Linked DNA regions of Homo sapiens: region 2 is linked to region 1. A link is an interaction called in ENCODE POLR2A ChIA-PET data of the cell type or tissue named here. Cell type or tissue: IMR-90. All regions are shown on one strand. Links, peaks and the distances in the headings refer to the core of each region. The heading gives the core; the rest is flanking DNA.

What was found. Peaks named below come from ENCODE experiments on the same cell type or tissue, not always from the same donor. Only the 100,000 strongest peaks of a DNase experiment are listed, where the experiment ranks them.
Region 2: POLR2A ChIA-PET joins it to region 1 with 8 read pairs; 2 of 35 experiments call an interaction of 5 or more read pairs at or near these places.

Annotation. Positions count from the first base shown.
Region 1 is chr4:186,201,433-186,207,849 of GRCh38, reverse strand. CYP4V2 (cytochrome P450 family 4 subfamily V member 2) reads right to left here. Exons shown (of 11, transcript NM_207352.4): 8 at 2,548-2,650. Among named protein-coding and RNA genes, the nearest start is that of CYP4V2, 13 kb to the right of the region's middle. RefSeq lists an enhancer at 5,904-5,953. In IMR-90, for the core only: a CTCF peak has its summit at 5,806 (motif pointing right); a DNase peak (open chromatin) is centred at 3,499; H3K4me3 peaks cover 922 bases.
Region 2 is chr4:185,218,147-185,226,049 of GRCh38, reverse strand. The region is part of intron 1 of SNX25 (sorting nexin 25); the gene reads right to left. Among named protein-coding and RNA genes, the nearest start is that of SNX25, 12 kb to the right of the region's middle. In IMR-90, for the core only: no CTCF peak of the experiment used is centred there; a DNase peak (open chromatin) is centred at 3,249; H3K27ac peaks cover 433 bases.

The DNA of each region.
Region 1 (6,417 bases), core at 1,418-6,417:
ATCCAGAGAGACAGAAAGTAAATCACAGGCTTCCAGGGCCAGGGGAAGGAGGAATCAAGAGGGACTGCTTAATCCTACCAGGTTTCCTTTCGAGGTGCTGAAAATGTTCCGGAATTAGGTAGACATAACTATCGTACAACATGGTGAAGGTACTAAATGCTGCTGAAATGTACATTTTAAAATGGTAGATTTTATGTTATGTGACATTTACCTCAGTAAAAAAAAAAATAACATTTAAGGAATTAATACTTGCAAAGTATTAATTATTAATTATTTAATATTTTTATATATTTTAATATATTTTATATATTATATAATTTTTAATATAAATATAATTTAATAATTAATTATTAATTAATAATGCAAAGTAATAACTCACTACACAAAGAATAGTTGCTCAAATGTTTTTTTCTTTCTTTCTTTCTTTTTTTTTTTTTGGAGACAGAGTCTTGCTCTGCTGCCCAGGCTGGAATGCAGTGGTGCAATCTCTGCTCACTGTAAGCTCCGCCCCCTGAGGGGTTCATGTCATTCTCCTGCCTCAGCCTCCCGAGTAGCTGGGACTACAGGCACCTGCCACCATGCCCGGCTAATTTTTTTGTATTTTTAATAGAGACAGGGTTTCACTGTGTTAGCCAGGATGGTCTCGATCTCCTGACCTCGTGATCCGCCCACCTCGGCCTCCCAAAGTGCTGGGATTACAGGCGTGAGCCACCGAGCCCAGCTTAGTTGCTCAAAAATTCTAGAACTAGGATTGGGGGTAGAAGAAAAAGTGAGGCACAATGAGCAGAAAACACAAGAATCACAGAGCAAAGCTTCTAGTAATGATGACTGTGTCACTCATTCTGCAGGACCACAAAGCTTTGTGAAACTGGTAATGAGCTAAACTTTGTAGGGGATACAAAAGATTGAAGCCTATTCCAAAAGAACTTGTGAGCTTTTGGAAGACCAAATTTATCCACTCAAGGCAATCTAAGCAAAACTAAAATCAGTGTTAAAAAGATAAAATGATGACAAAAATGTTGCCAAAAGTGTTAGATGGTGTCCATTCTGCAAAATAAAAGCTTGCCTCTTAATATGAAATTCCAGTCCCAGCACAATCTGCACACAAAACTGCTTTTCCATCCTCATCTCCCAGTGAATGAGAGATGAGTTCTCGCGGTCTCTCACTCTCCACTATTGCCCTCCATGCCAGAAACCTTTCCACTTCTGTGCCGTTGCTCATCTGCTTCCTCTCTTTCTAGAATGCCTTCTCTCTCCAGCTTTATTCCTTTAGTTTTCTTTCCCTGCTTCTCACTGTAAAACTGCATCAGATACCACTTGTTGCTTGGCTAACTCAACTTTATTCCTTTTCACCTTGCAGCTATTGGGGGCCATATGACACGTGATTTTTAACAAGGATAAAATCTATGGAAGCCTCTTTGTGGCAGACTGATAATGGGCCCCAAAATATCAGGTCTTAATCCCTGCAATCTGTAAATGTTACCCTATTTGGAAGAAGAGAACTCTTGGCAGATTTGATTAAATTAAAGATCTTACAGTGGGTAGATTATCCAGGTGAGCCCTGAACGCCATCACAAGTATGTCACAAGTATGCTTGTGAAAGACACACAAGCACACACATGCACACACACACACACCACACATGCATGCACGTGCGTGCACACACTCACACCCAGAGAAAAGAGAAGGCGATGCAGAGACTGGCAGAGATAGCAGTGATGCGGCTGTCAGCCAAGAAATGCTGGCAGCCACCGGAAGCTGAAGAGACAAGGAGTGGATATTTTCCCAGTGGGCCACAGCCCTGCCCACATGGTGATGTGGGCTCAATGACACTGATCTTTGACTCGGGTGTCCAGAACTGTGAGGGAACAGACGTCGCTGCTGTGAACCTCCCTGTCTGTGGATTTGTCACAGCAGCAGCCACAGGACACCAACACACCCGGTACCCCCACCTCCCCTGTCTTCCTGCCTTGAAGATGAACGTGATGCTTGGAACGTCAATCATGAGGACAAAAGCCAAGATGGTAGGGATGGCTGGGAGCAAAAGGGCAAGTCTGGGACCCTGGACATCCTACTGGCAGGACTTTTCCTCCGGGCTGCTTGCTGTGTAATAGAAATGTATCTCCTCGAAGCTTAATCCACCTTTTTAATCCACATTTTCTCTCCTTTGTGGTGAGAGGCAATCTGCGAAACAGCTTTCCTGTACCTTTCTAAATAGTTTCACCAGCTCCTCCTTTCTCCCAAATAGCACCTTCTTCACTCAAATGCACGACCCATGACTCAAAGCCTCTGTTTCGCCTGGGTAGCAGTGAGACCCTTGAGGACAGCAGCACGCATCAGTGCACCCCAGCATCCGGCCTAGTACAGTCACTTGCCAGGCGACTGGCAGAGGCCTGTGAGTGAATGGACGAGGCCTTGCAAAGGGGATGGTACTGGAAAGGATCCCGTGGGGGAGCCTTCCTGCTCATTACACTGTGTTTACAACACAGTGACATCTCTGCAGCAGACTTAGTACCACAATATAACCAGTGAAGGGGCCAAACATACCAAACACGTCATCCAATTCATGATCCACTTTTTTCTGGACTTCTGGGTTAGAACCCAACAGGTATAAGGACCAGTTTATTGCAGCTGCAGTTGTATCGTGCCCCTACAAATGCAGAAAACAATAGCTTAAAAAGCAGAGTTATGCTGCGATGATTAGGAGTGACCAGAAACCTCTTTTGAATTGTCTCTGGATTTGATGACTGCACTGTGACTGCAAACATAAGAAATGAATTCTGTGCAGCACCTTGCCTCGGTGACAAACAAGGAAACAAGCCTGCAAAGCGGAGGTTCATGCCTAGAGATGGCAGTTCCACGCCGCACGGTGTTGCACGCTGGTGGGACGTGCCTGTGCTGTGTTAATAAAGGCGGCGTTCCATGGGCACGAGGTGAGCTGCGCCTTTGTGAACAGAACAAAGTCTGATTTTCACGAGCCTGCTTGTCAGGGCTGTACTTCTCTGCCTTCCCCCATCTGTCAGGTGGGCCTCACCTGTTGATGACGGGCACCAGGGGGTAGAGGTGTGGTTCTAAGTCATATCCTCTGCAGTAAAAATTGACAACAACCTCATTTCATACTTGCTGAGTTTTAGGCAAAATACTAAGCACTTTGCAGAAACTGAATTAATCTGCACAAAAACTCCATGAAAGACTCATTACTGTTCTTTACAATTCAGAGATTAAAAACTGAGGCCAAAGATGTGGTTAAATAACTTCTTCTGTGCTAAACAGCTTAGTGGGAAACAGAGGCAGAAACTGAGCCTGCGGCGTGTCCGATGACAAAGCCAGCTGAGCCCACGCCATTCCCTCCACACCCTGTGCAGTAAGGACGCTCCACCTCCACCTCTTACGCCAGCGTAACGTCTCCACCTCCACCTCTTACGCCAGCGAAACGTCTCCACCGCCACCTCTTACGCCAGCGTAGCGCCTCCACCGCCGCCTCTTACGCCAGCGTAGCGCCTCCACCGCCGCCTCTTACGCCAGCGTAGCGTCTCCACCGCCGCCTCTTACGCCAGCGTAGCGTCTCCACCGCCGCGTCTTACGCCAGCGTAGCGTCTCCACCGCCACCTCTTACGCCAGCGTAACGTCTCCACCTCCACCTCTTAGCGGTAGCGTAACGTCTCCGCCTCCACCTCTTAAGCTAGTGTAATGTCTCGGGCAACCTTCTTTCCCACCCATTTGATATTTCAGGACCTGGCTTCTTATCTACCTCCTCATCTCCCTAGCACATTTCCATATGCAAAAGTGGTGAGTTCTTCAGAAAAAAAAAAAATGTATCTGGAAAGTCAATAACAGTAATCTACCTCTCTGAAACTTTGAGGACAAAAAGAAAAAACAAATTATTTCCTCTATAAAAGATCTCACTTTTCCATTTTTCCTATGTGGCACAAGTGATTTTTGTAATATTTCATTCTCTGTGCAGAAATCTTCAAAGTACTTGTTTTATAAAACAGCTCCTAAAATGAATTGCTCGGGGCTTATTCTGCAATTCTTAAAAGACACAGCCTACAGGTCCTGAGGTCGGCGCCTCTGCATTTTCCTAGCACTTGCAGTTACAAAACCTACTCGGAACTCCAGATGAGCTCCGGCCCGTTGTGCTCAGTTGTCTAAGTACGGAAGGAAGTATTCTGGCTAAACAATTTTAATAGCTTTCCTTGAATTTATGAGCGGAAGCCTGATCCAAATGCATAAGAGGAGTCTGCTGAACTTCCGATTTCATTTCATCTGCCAACTGCAGAAAGCATGATAAGGCAAACGTAAAGCACCGAGGCACACTGGTGGAGCAGGGGAGGACGCCCACTTTTAGCTCACAGCTGGAACCTGGGCAGTTGCAGCCTGCACCAGCCTGTGGAGGAGGCCACAGTATCACACTCACAGCCTGCACCGGCCTGTGGAGGAGGCCACAGTGTCACTCACAGCCTGCACCGACCTGTGGAGGAGGCCACAGTATCACACTCACACCTGGTATGCTGCCTCCCTTTCAATGCAAAGAAGAAAACAATTAGAATGTCAAGGAATGTTAGAGTTGGAAGAAAAATCATTAGTCTGGTTCTGATTGTTTACGTGAGATTGAGAGGTTCCTGGTAGGAGATGGATGTGTGTGTGCACATGTGTGTACATATGTGTATGGGGTTGTGCACATATATGAATGTGTGTACGTGGATATGTACATGTATTTGTGTGTGCCTTTGTGCTTATGTACACGAGTGTACATAGCTGTGTGCATTTATGTGTGCATGTGTGTATATATGTGCATCTATGTATGTGTATATGCGCATGTGTGTATGTAGGTGTGTACATGTGTTTTTGTATGATTGCATAAATGTACATGAATGTGTGCCTCTGTGGGGGGTGGTGTGTGCATGTATGTGTATGCATGCATGTGTGCATGTGGGTATATGTGTGCATGCATGTGTATGCATGCATGTGTGCATGTGGGTATATGTGTGCATGTGTGTGTATGTGCATGAGTATCTGGGTGTGTGTGTATATTTGTGTGTGAGTGTATGCACGTGTGTGCGCATGTGGATATACATATGTTTGTGTGTGCATGTATGTGCATGAGTGTATGTAGGTGTGTGCATGTGTTTGTGTATGTGTGTATATGTGAATGTGTGTATGTTGGTATATACATGTGTCTGTGCATGTGTATGTGCATGAGCATATGTGTGTGTGTAAGTGTGTGCATGTGTGTGCATGGGTTTACATGAGTGTATGCGTGTGTGTGTGTAGTACATGGGCAAGGTGAAGATGTGAGATCTCTCTACTCCGACATGCAATAATAACACCCGGTATGTGCCGCATACTTATGGGCCAATCACGATTCTCAGAGCACCTTTACAAATCTAATCATCATAACTATTCCATGAGGCTTGTGCTATTAAAATAAGAATATTCAGGCCCAGAACGGCTAGGTGAGGTGCTTGAGGTCATGGTCCCAGCATGTTAGCTGGGATTTGATCTTAGAGCCCACACACTTAACACCTCTCTACTTTTCAGCTAATTTAGATGTCCATTTTCTGCTTAAGATTTATTTTCAGTAAAGTTTTCTGCTTAAAAAAGTTTAAAACCACCAACGTAGTCCATCTCTCGCTTTACACATAGGAAAATTGTGACAGAACTCTGGAATGATCAGAACTATCTTATTTGGCTAATCAGCACAGAGCCTGAACTGGAACTCGGATCGAAAGACCCATCACACAACCTTCTTCTACCGTGTCGTGGAGCCTCACACCAGAGTGCAGGACACTGGCACTGCCGCCAGAGGCTGCCGCAGAGCAGCTCACACGTGGGTGGCAGGCAGAGCCATTAAAAACTCAGGTGCCTTTCACTCTGCCCCATGTGGACGATATTACTACATGGCTTCTAAAAACCATGTTTTATTTATTTTGCAATCCACATATAGAGAAAGTCCCTCTTTGTAGGATTTAATATTTAGGCTATCTTGCTAAAATGTACTTCACATATGTATGTATAAATTTGAGATCAGAGATCTTTTTAGAATCATGAACTGGCTGATTCTCTGTTGGAGGGCTCTTAACTGTCCTCTAGGTAGAGTAGCTCATGGCAGCAGCTAAGTGCTCATCTGCTGGAACCTCAGAAAGCAGGTGGTGAGGAAGTGGACTTGCATGTCTGGGAGGTTAGAAGGAAGCCTGAAGCCACATGGAGAACTGAGAGCAATCTCTGGCTGCTCTTCTGCTTGGGAAAACTCTGACAAATCTTAGGTTTTCTTGAGGAAAAACAAATGTGTCTACTGCTGTGCCCAGCACTAGTCAAAATCGTTTTCTGAAGAAGTTGAGCTGGTACTTAATCAGTTTCTTAAATTTTGTAATTTCTAATTAAAATATAATGAATCTTCTTTAGTTAAACTACTTT
Region 2 (7,903 bases), core at 1,133-6,132, 980 kb after region 1:
CAGCTGTGACATCATTCAAGTTCATTCTGAGACCTCTGAAGTGACATTAAGTCCTAAGCAGATCCTAGAATCATCCCAAAGCTTCCCAAGTTGTTTTAAATCTGAATCAGGCCAGACTAATTTTTAATAATTAAAAGGGTAATAAAGTGTTTAAGTGTGTAGACTCCAGAGTTAATTAAGAGAGACGTGGGTTTAATTCTTAGTTTTTTCACTGATTTTATAGCCTGAGCACATGGTTTAACCTCACTAAACCTCAGTTTTCCCATCCACAACATGAGAATAACAGTCCCTACCTCCCATGATTGATGTAAGAATTAAACTGGGTAACGTAATGCAGTTAATACACCTGCAAACAGCAGGTGCAAGAAATGTTAAGTTTAGCTCTACCCATTACTAAGGGATTCACTTCACGACGTTCACATTACATAACTCCTGTAATACACCTATTTGTCCACTGTATTCATAGCCATAGATTACAGTGAAATCAATCAAACTGGGGCCACAGGAATGATTTCCCTGAACCCATTAACAATGCCAACATATGCCATGCTAAGCAAATGACATAGAGGATTACAAAGCAGTGTTCAAAGGAAGTGTCACTGGCCTTTAAGAAGAGAGAATATACTGGCCGGGTGCGGTGGCTCACGCCTGTAATCCCAGCACTTTGGGAGGCCGAGGTGGGCGGATCACGAGGTCAGGAGATCGAGACCATACTGGCTAACACGGTGAAACCCCATCTCTACTAAAAATACAAAAATTAGCTGGGCGTTAGCCCGAGTAGTGGGCGCCTATAGTTCCAGCTACTCAGAAGGCTAAGGCAGGAGAATGGTGTGAACCTGGGAGGTGGAGCTTGCAGTGAGCCGAGATGGCGCCACTGCACTCCAGCCTGGGCAACAAAGCGAGACTCCATCTCAAAAAAAAAAAAAAAAAAGAAGACATAGAATATAAAAATCTAACTACTGGGTGATTGTGTTTTGCAATACATAGATCTCATATGTATTTTTTTCAGATCCTTCCATAGAGGAAGTCAAGAAACAATGACCAGTCCAATAGCAACAAGCCTCCCTGACACTCTGAATGACTTCTTGAAATGCCATTTCCCACTTTAAAAAAACAAACAGGGCTCCTCTTGGAGAAATGGTTAATTCCAGATATAAGCAGAAGACATTCAAAATGAGCCTGAAACATTTTGTTATACCACATAGCAAGAAAACACTCAAAGACCACAAGGGTTATGTCCAAAGGATGCAAGAGTCAACTAAAAAGGGCTCCCACTGGCCAAAGATGGGATAACACAGGCTTCAAAAAAAATATTAATCACAACTTATTGAAACCCATCAAATATGTTCAAACCCATGAATTCATAATTATTTATATATTTTTATATATACTTATATATATTTTTATATCTATATATACTTATATAAATTTATATATCTATATATTTACATATTTATATATTTATATATATTTATATACACTTATATATATTTATATATATGTATATATATTTATATATATGTATATATATTTATATATCTATATATTTATATATCTATTTATATATCTATATATTTATATATTTATATATCTATATATATATTTATATATCTATATATTTTTATATATTTTTATATATCTATATATTTTTATATATTTATATATTTATATCTATATATTTTTATATATATATATTTTGAGATGGAGTTTTGCTCTTGTTGCCCAGGCTGGAGTGCAATGGCGCAATCTCGGCTCACTACAACCTCTGCTTCCTGGGTTCAAGCAATTCTCCTGCCTCGCCTCCCGAGTAGCTGGGATTACAGGCATACGCCACCATGCCCAGCTAATTTTTTGTATTTCTAGTAGAGACAGGTTTCACCATGTTGTCCAGGCTGGTCTTGAACTCCTAACCTCAGGTGACCCACCCGCCTAGCCTCCCAAAGTGCTGGGATTACAGGCGTGAGCCACTGTGCCCAGAATTCATAATAATATTTTTTAAAAACACACAATGGGGGAATTGGTCACCTTCAGAGGATAAGGAACCAACTCATTGTGGAAACTGGTAAAGTGAAGAATCAAGGTTTCATCCAGCTTTTCTACCGAACTGTACCTTTATGTAACCGAAGAGTACAGGAGGGACAAGAGACAATACTCTTCTAAAAGTATTTAAGTCAATAACTGAAAAATGACAAAATATCTCCATCTTGTCACTCCTAATAAATTAATGGATCTAGGTATTGAGTGTCAACAGCTACTAATATCACAAAAGGAAAGAGAACCAGGTACAACATGACTTTTTTTTTTTTTTCGGCACGATCTCGGCTCACTGCAAGCTCTGCCTCCCAGGTTCATGCCATTCTCCTGCCTCAGCCTCCTGAGTACCTGGGACTACAGGTGCCCGCCACCACGCCCGGCTAATTTTTTGTATTTTTTAGTAGAGACAGGGTTTCACCGTGTTAGGCAGGATGGTCCTACCCTTCTCGGCCTCCCAAAGTGCTGGGATCACAGGCGTGAGCCGCCGCCCCCGGCCACCGTGACTTCTAAGAGCACACCACTAGCCAAAGTTTTGCCAAAGGAATCAAACAGGAGTTTGAGCAGGCCTCTGGACCCACTGTCAATTTGCAGGACACAGAGCACACAGAGGAGCATGTTGAACTGCACCACTGATGTGCAATCAGCAAAATCCAGACTACAGGACACTCTACAGGACAAATCCTCTAAGTTTTTCAGTAGATAAGCTGAAGAAAATAAAAGGATAGAAGGGAAACTTTTTTTTTTAAAGAGACAAGACTAAACTATTATGTTCACTAATGCACATTTGAGCGATAAAACTATAATGACATGCAAGGAAGTGATTCCTATAAAGTCAAGATGAGGTTGCTAAGGTGGGAGAGAAGGTGCTGATATTGGGGTGGAGATACAAAGGGGTGTATGGGGTTTCTGGAAGTTACAGGGTTTTCTCTCCATAATCATTCATCCATCTATACATCTATTTGGTTGGATTTTCTGAATCTGCATTCTTTATTGTATAATAAAAAGGTTTGTAAAAAGTAAGTGTAAAAGCTACCACTTAACATCTTCCATATCCAAAGCATTATATTATTTATTTTACATATGCTATCACATTGTTCCAAAGAACCTTTGAAAGTATTTATTATATCCTTTTTTCAGATGAAGAGACTTCTCCCTTAAGCAAGCTGCCCACTGTCACAGTTATTAGGGGAGAGCCAAGATTCACATTCAGACCAATGACTAACTCCAAATCCATTCTCTTCATGCCTATGCTTTACTCATTCCCAGTTATTCATTCTTTTAAATATGTACTTCTTACCTACTAAATCATCCAACTAGGCCTTAAAGACACAGAGGGAAGTTTCTGCCTTCATATGGAGTTCAATAACTAATGAAAAGGAAACACCAGGAGCCATCCAAATGAGTATAAAATTACAACTGTGACAACTACAGTGAAGGAGCGGTATATGCCGCTGTATAGCTACCACGAAGGGGATATAGGGCGCTGTATACCTACCGCGAGGGAGGGGTATACGGCGCTGTAAACCTACCGAGAGGGAGGGGTATAGGGTGCTGAATACCTACCGCGAGGGAGGGGTATAGGGCGCTGAATACCTACCGAGAGGGAGGGGTATAGGGCGCTGTATACCTACCGTGAGGGAGGGGTATATGGCACTGAATACCTGCCATGAAGGAGGGTTATATGGTGCTGTATACCTACAGTGAACGAGGAGTATATGGTGCTGTATACCTACCGCGAAGGAGGGGTATATGGTGCTGTATACCTACCGCGAAGGAGGGGTATATGGCTCTGAATACCTGCCATGAAGGAGGGTTATATGGAGCTGAATACCTACCATGAAGGAGGGGTATATGGTGCTGTATACCTACAGTGAATGGGGGGTATATGGTGCTATATATCTGCTATATATCTACCGTGAAGGAGGGGTATATGGCGCTATATACCTACCATGAAGGAGGGGTATATGGTGCTGTATACCTACAGTGAACGAGGGATATATGGTGCTATATATCTACCATGAAGGAGGGGTATATGGCGCTATATTCCTACCGTGAAGGAGGGGTATATGGTGCTATATATCTACAGTGAAGGAGAAGTATATGGTGCTATAAGAATATGTAAGTTGAAAGATAGGAAAAGCTTCCCTGCAAAACTGATGACTGTGGTATAAAGAAAGAGAAGTTAACTAGATAAAGGGGGCAGCAGCATGCTCAAGGCAGGAGAACAATATATAAAGTCCCTACAGACAGAAAAAGCCCGGCACTATGAGGACTGAGGGTGGAGCATGAGGAGTGAGGGTAATTATGACTGGAGATTAGGCTAGAGAGCTAGGAAGAGCAGGAAGTTACTGAAAGATTTTAAACAAACATGCTGCTGAAGAGGAATTTGATTAGGCTTGCATTTTCAAAAGAATCAATGGAAGAGGGAGCCAACATGGAGGCAGAGACCAATTGAAAGGTTGTTACAGTCATCTAGGTGGGACATGACGGTAGCTAAGACCAAGCAGGAAAGACTGAAAGAAGTAGATGAATGCAAGATACTCAAGAAATAAGGGCAGGCACCCCTGTAATCCAACATTCTGGGAGGCCACGGTGGGAGGATGGCTTGAGTCCAGGAGTTTGAGACCTGCGTGGGCAACACAGAGAGACTCCATCTCTAGAAAAAACTTTTTTAATTAGCCCGGGTCAGGCACAGTGGCTCACACCTGTAATTCCAGCACTTTGGGAGGCCAAAGCAGATTAATGGCTTGAGCTCAGGAGTTCAAGACCAGGCTGGGCAACATGGTGAAACCCTGTCTCTACAAAAAATACAAAAATTAGTTGAGTGCGGTGGCATGCATCCTTAGACCCAGCTACTTGGGAGGCTGAAGTGGGAGGAAGGCTTGAGCCCAGGAAGTGGAGGTTGCGGTGAGCCAAGATCATGCCACTGCACTCCAGCCCGGGCAACAGAGCCAGATCCTGTCTCAGAAAAAAAAAAAAAAATTAGCTGGGTGTGGTGGCACCCACCTGTAGTCCCAGCCATTGGCGGGGGAGTGAGGCATGGAGGATCACAAGAGCCCAGGAGGCTGATGCTGCGGTGAGCCATGATTGTGCCACTGCACTTCAGCCTAGGCAACAGAGTGACACCCTGTCTCAAAAATAAATAAATAAATAAAATTAACAAAAGAGGTAAAAGGACAGGACTTGATGGAGTGCCTATGGGGTATAAGGAGAAGATGTCAAGAAGGACTCAGTTAGGCCGGGCGCAGTGGCTCACGCCTGTAATCCCAGCACTTTGGGAGGCCGAGGTGGGCGGATCACAAGGTCAGGAGATCGAGACCATCCTGGCTAACATGGTGAAACCCCGTCTCTACTAAAAATACAAAAATTTAGCCAGGCGTGGTGGTGGGCACCCTTATCCCAGCTACTTGGGAGGCTGAGGCAGGAGAATTGCTTGAACCTGGCAGGCAGAGGTTGTAGTAAGCCGCGATCGCACACTGCACCCCAGCCTGGGTGACAGAGCGAGACTCCATCTCAAAAAAAAAAAAAAAAGGGACTCAGTTGTGGGACCTGACTTTCAGAGGTGCTATTCACTGACACAGAAACAAGAGGAACAAGCATTAGGAGATATACCTAATGCTAAATGACGAGTTAATGGGTGCAGCACACCAACATGGCACATGTATACATATGTAACAAACCTGCACATTGTGCACAAGTACCCTAAAACTTAAAGTATAATACTAATAAAATTTAAAGAAAAAAAAAGAAACAAGAGGAACAGAGACAGACACTGGTCATAAGATGTCACAGACTCAAGCTTCGGGTACCACTGGGACTGCCAGGTGGAAATGTCAAGTTAAGCAGTTGAATAAATAAGTCTGAGGCCCAAAACTAGATCTGAACCTCAGGAATAAATCTCTTAAGTCCTCAATATAGACAGGGATGATTATTGTAGGAGGCCAAAGTTGAGACTGCCCTAAAGTAACAGAATGAAGAATGAGACCTCAAGAATGACCCAAATGCAAATCTGGGAAACATCCAACTTTCTGAGCTATCTAGCGGTTGCAGTTTCAGAAAAAAAGAAAGGTTCAGTGAAATGGAAAAAAATCAGAAAAAAAAAAAAAAGATTAACAACTCTGCTTCAGGAAAAACACATGGAAATATCTGGAACAGTTAAGATGTTAATTTCATGTATAACAAATTGGCAGCCTGCAAGCAGCCCTCGGGTATATATTTTTATGAGTTGATTTACATAAGAGGAAGAGGCCTTGTGGGAGGTGGCTTATGTGTAGCAGCTCAAGGTTGGGGACTAGAGAAAGTCCTGGCTTGATCCCAGCAGCCAGTCTGAGCCAGATGGAGAGAAGCCACAAGAAAAAAGAAGATGCTGCCTTCACAGGAGATGCAAGGAGGGGCATAAGTTCCTTAGCTTCCATAAGAAGAAAACATTTTTTCTTTTTTCTTTTTTTGTTTTTTTGAGATGGAGTCTTGCTCTGTCGTCCCAGCCTGGAGTGCAGTGGCACAATCTTGGCTCACTGCAACCTCCGCCTCCAGGGTTCAAGCGATTCTCCTGCCTCAGCCTCCTGAGTAGCTGGGACTACAGGCGCCCACCACCACACCTGGCTAATTTTTTGTATTTTTAGTAGAGACAGGGTTTCACCATGTTAGTCAGGATGGTCTTGATCTCCTGACCTTGTGATCCGCCTGCCTCAGCCTCCCAAAGTTCTGAGATTACAGGTGTGAGCCACTGCACCCAGCCCAAAAACATTTTTTAAAAACATGCCTAAGTGAGAGAAACAGGGCTAGCCTGCCAGCTTCTATAAAGCATACATGTGGCCTTGGCTTAGATAAACCCCGAAAGACGGACCAAGGCCCTCCAGACATTCAGCTCTGGAGGACTGAGACAGGAGTACCCCAACAGGGAACGTCTTTCTCACAGACTGGCAGTGGCGGCATAGCACAGGGACCTCTCTCCAGTGCTTTGCAAGCACCAGGAATGGAAGAATGTAAGTTGAGATTATCCCCAAATACATGGGACACTGTCTGTGGGCTCCCAGAAATGCTGATGGGGTGGCAGAGCAAGAAGGTAGGAGTACTGCAAGAGGATGAGGTTCTGTATGAGATCAGAACCTCATTAAAAAAAACTTTAAAATTAGTTTAATTTATGTAAACTCACCCGTATATACAGGTGGGTGAGAACTACAGAAATTCAGGTTACTGTAGCAATGAGTATTTGTAAAATATTTATCTAATTTTCCAAGAGGTATATTCTACACTAAAATAGGAAGTCTATTGAATAGATCCTAGTAGCCTAATAAACAAGTTATGTGTCTTATCCTAAGGATGCACAATTCCTTGCTCCCCTCTTTGCTTCAGAAGCATTTTACTTGGAGTTACCATATTCATTTTTCTTTACATCCAGCTTGTGGCTACTCATACCTAGAAACCCTGGGCTGACAAACATACCAGGACTGGCAAGTGCCTAGAGTGGCTGCTGAGTGCTGGCTAGCTGCAGGGGCAAAGCAGGCATACCTCACACACCTAGCTGCCTTCTCCCAAAGCAGCACCTGGGCTGAGAGGCCCACCAACATACATGCAAACCTGCTGGGATTTCTGGAAAGCTCCACCATACTTACAAAAACTACAGAAGCAGGCCAGGAGTGGTGGCTCATGCCTGTAATCCCAGAACTTTCTGGGGCCAAGGGGCACGGATCGCCTGAGGTCAGGAGTTCGAGACCAGCCTGGCCAACATGGCAAAACCCCGTCTCTACTAAAAATACAAAAATTAGCCAGGCTTGATGGCGGGCGCCTGTAATCCCAGCTACTTGGGAGGCTGAGGCAGGAGAATCACTTGAACCCGGGAGGCAGAGGTTGCAGTGAGCCAGGATTG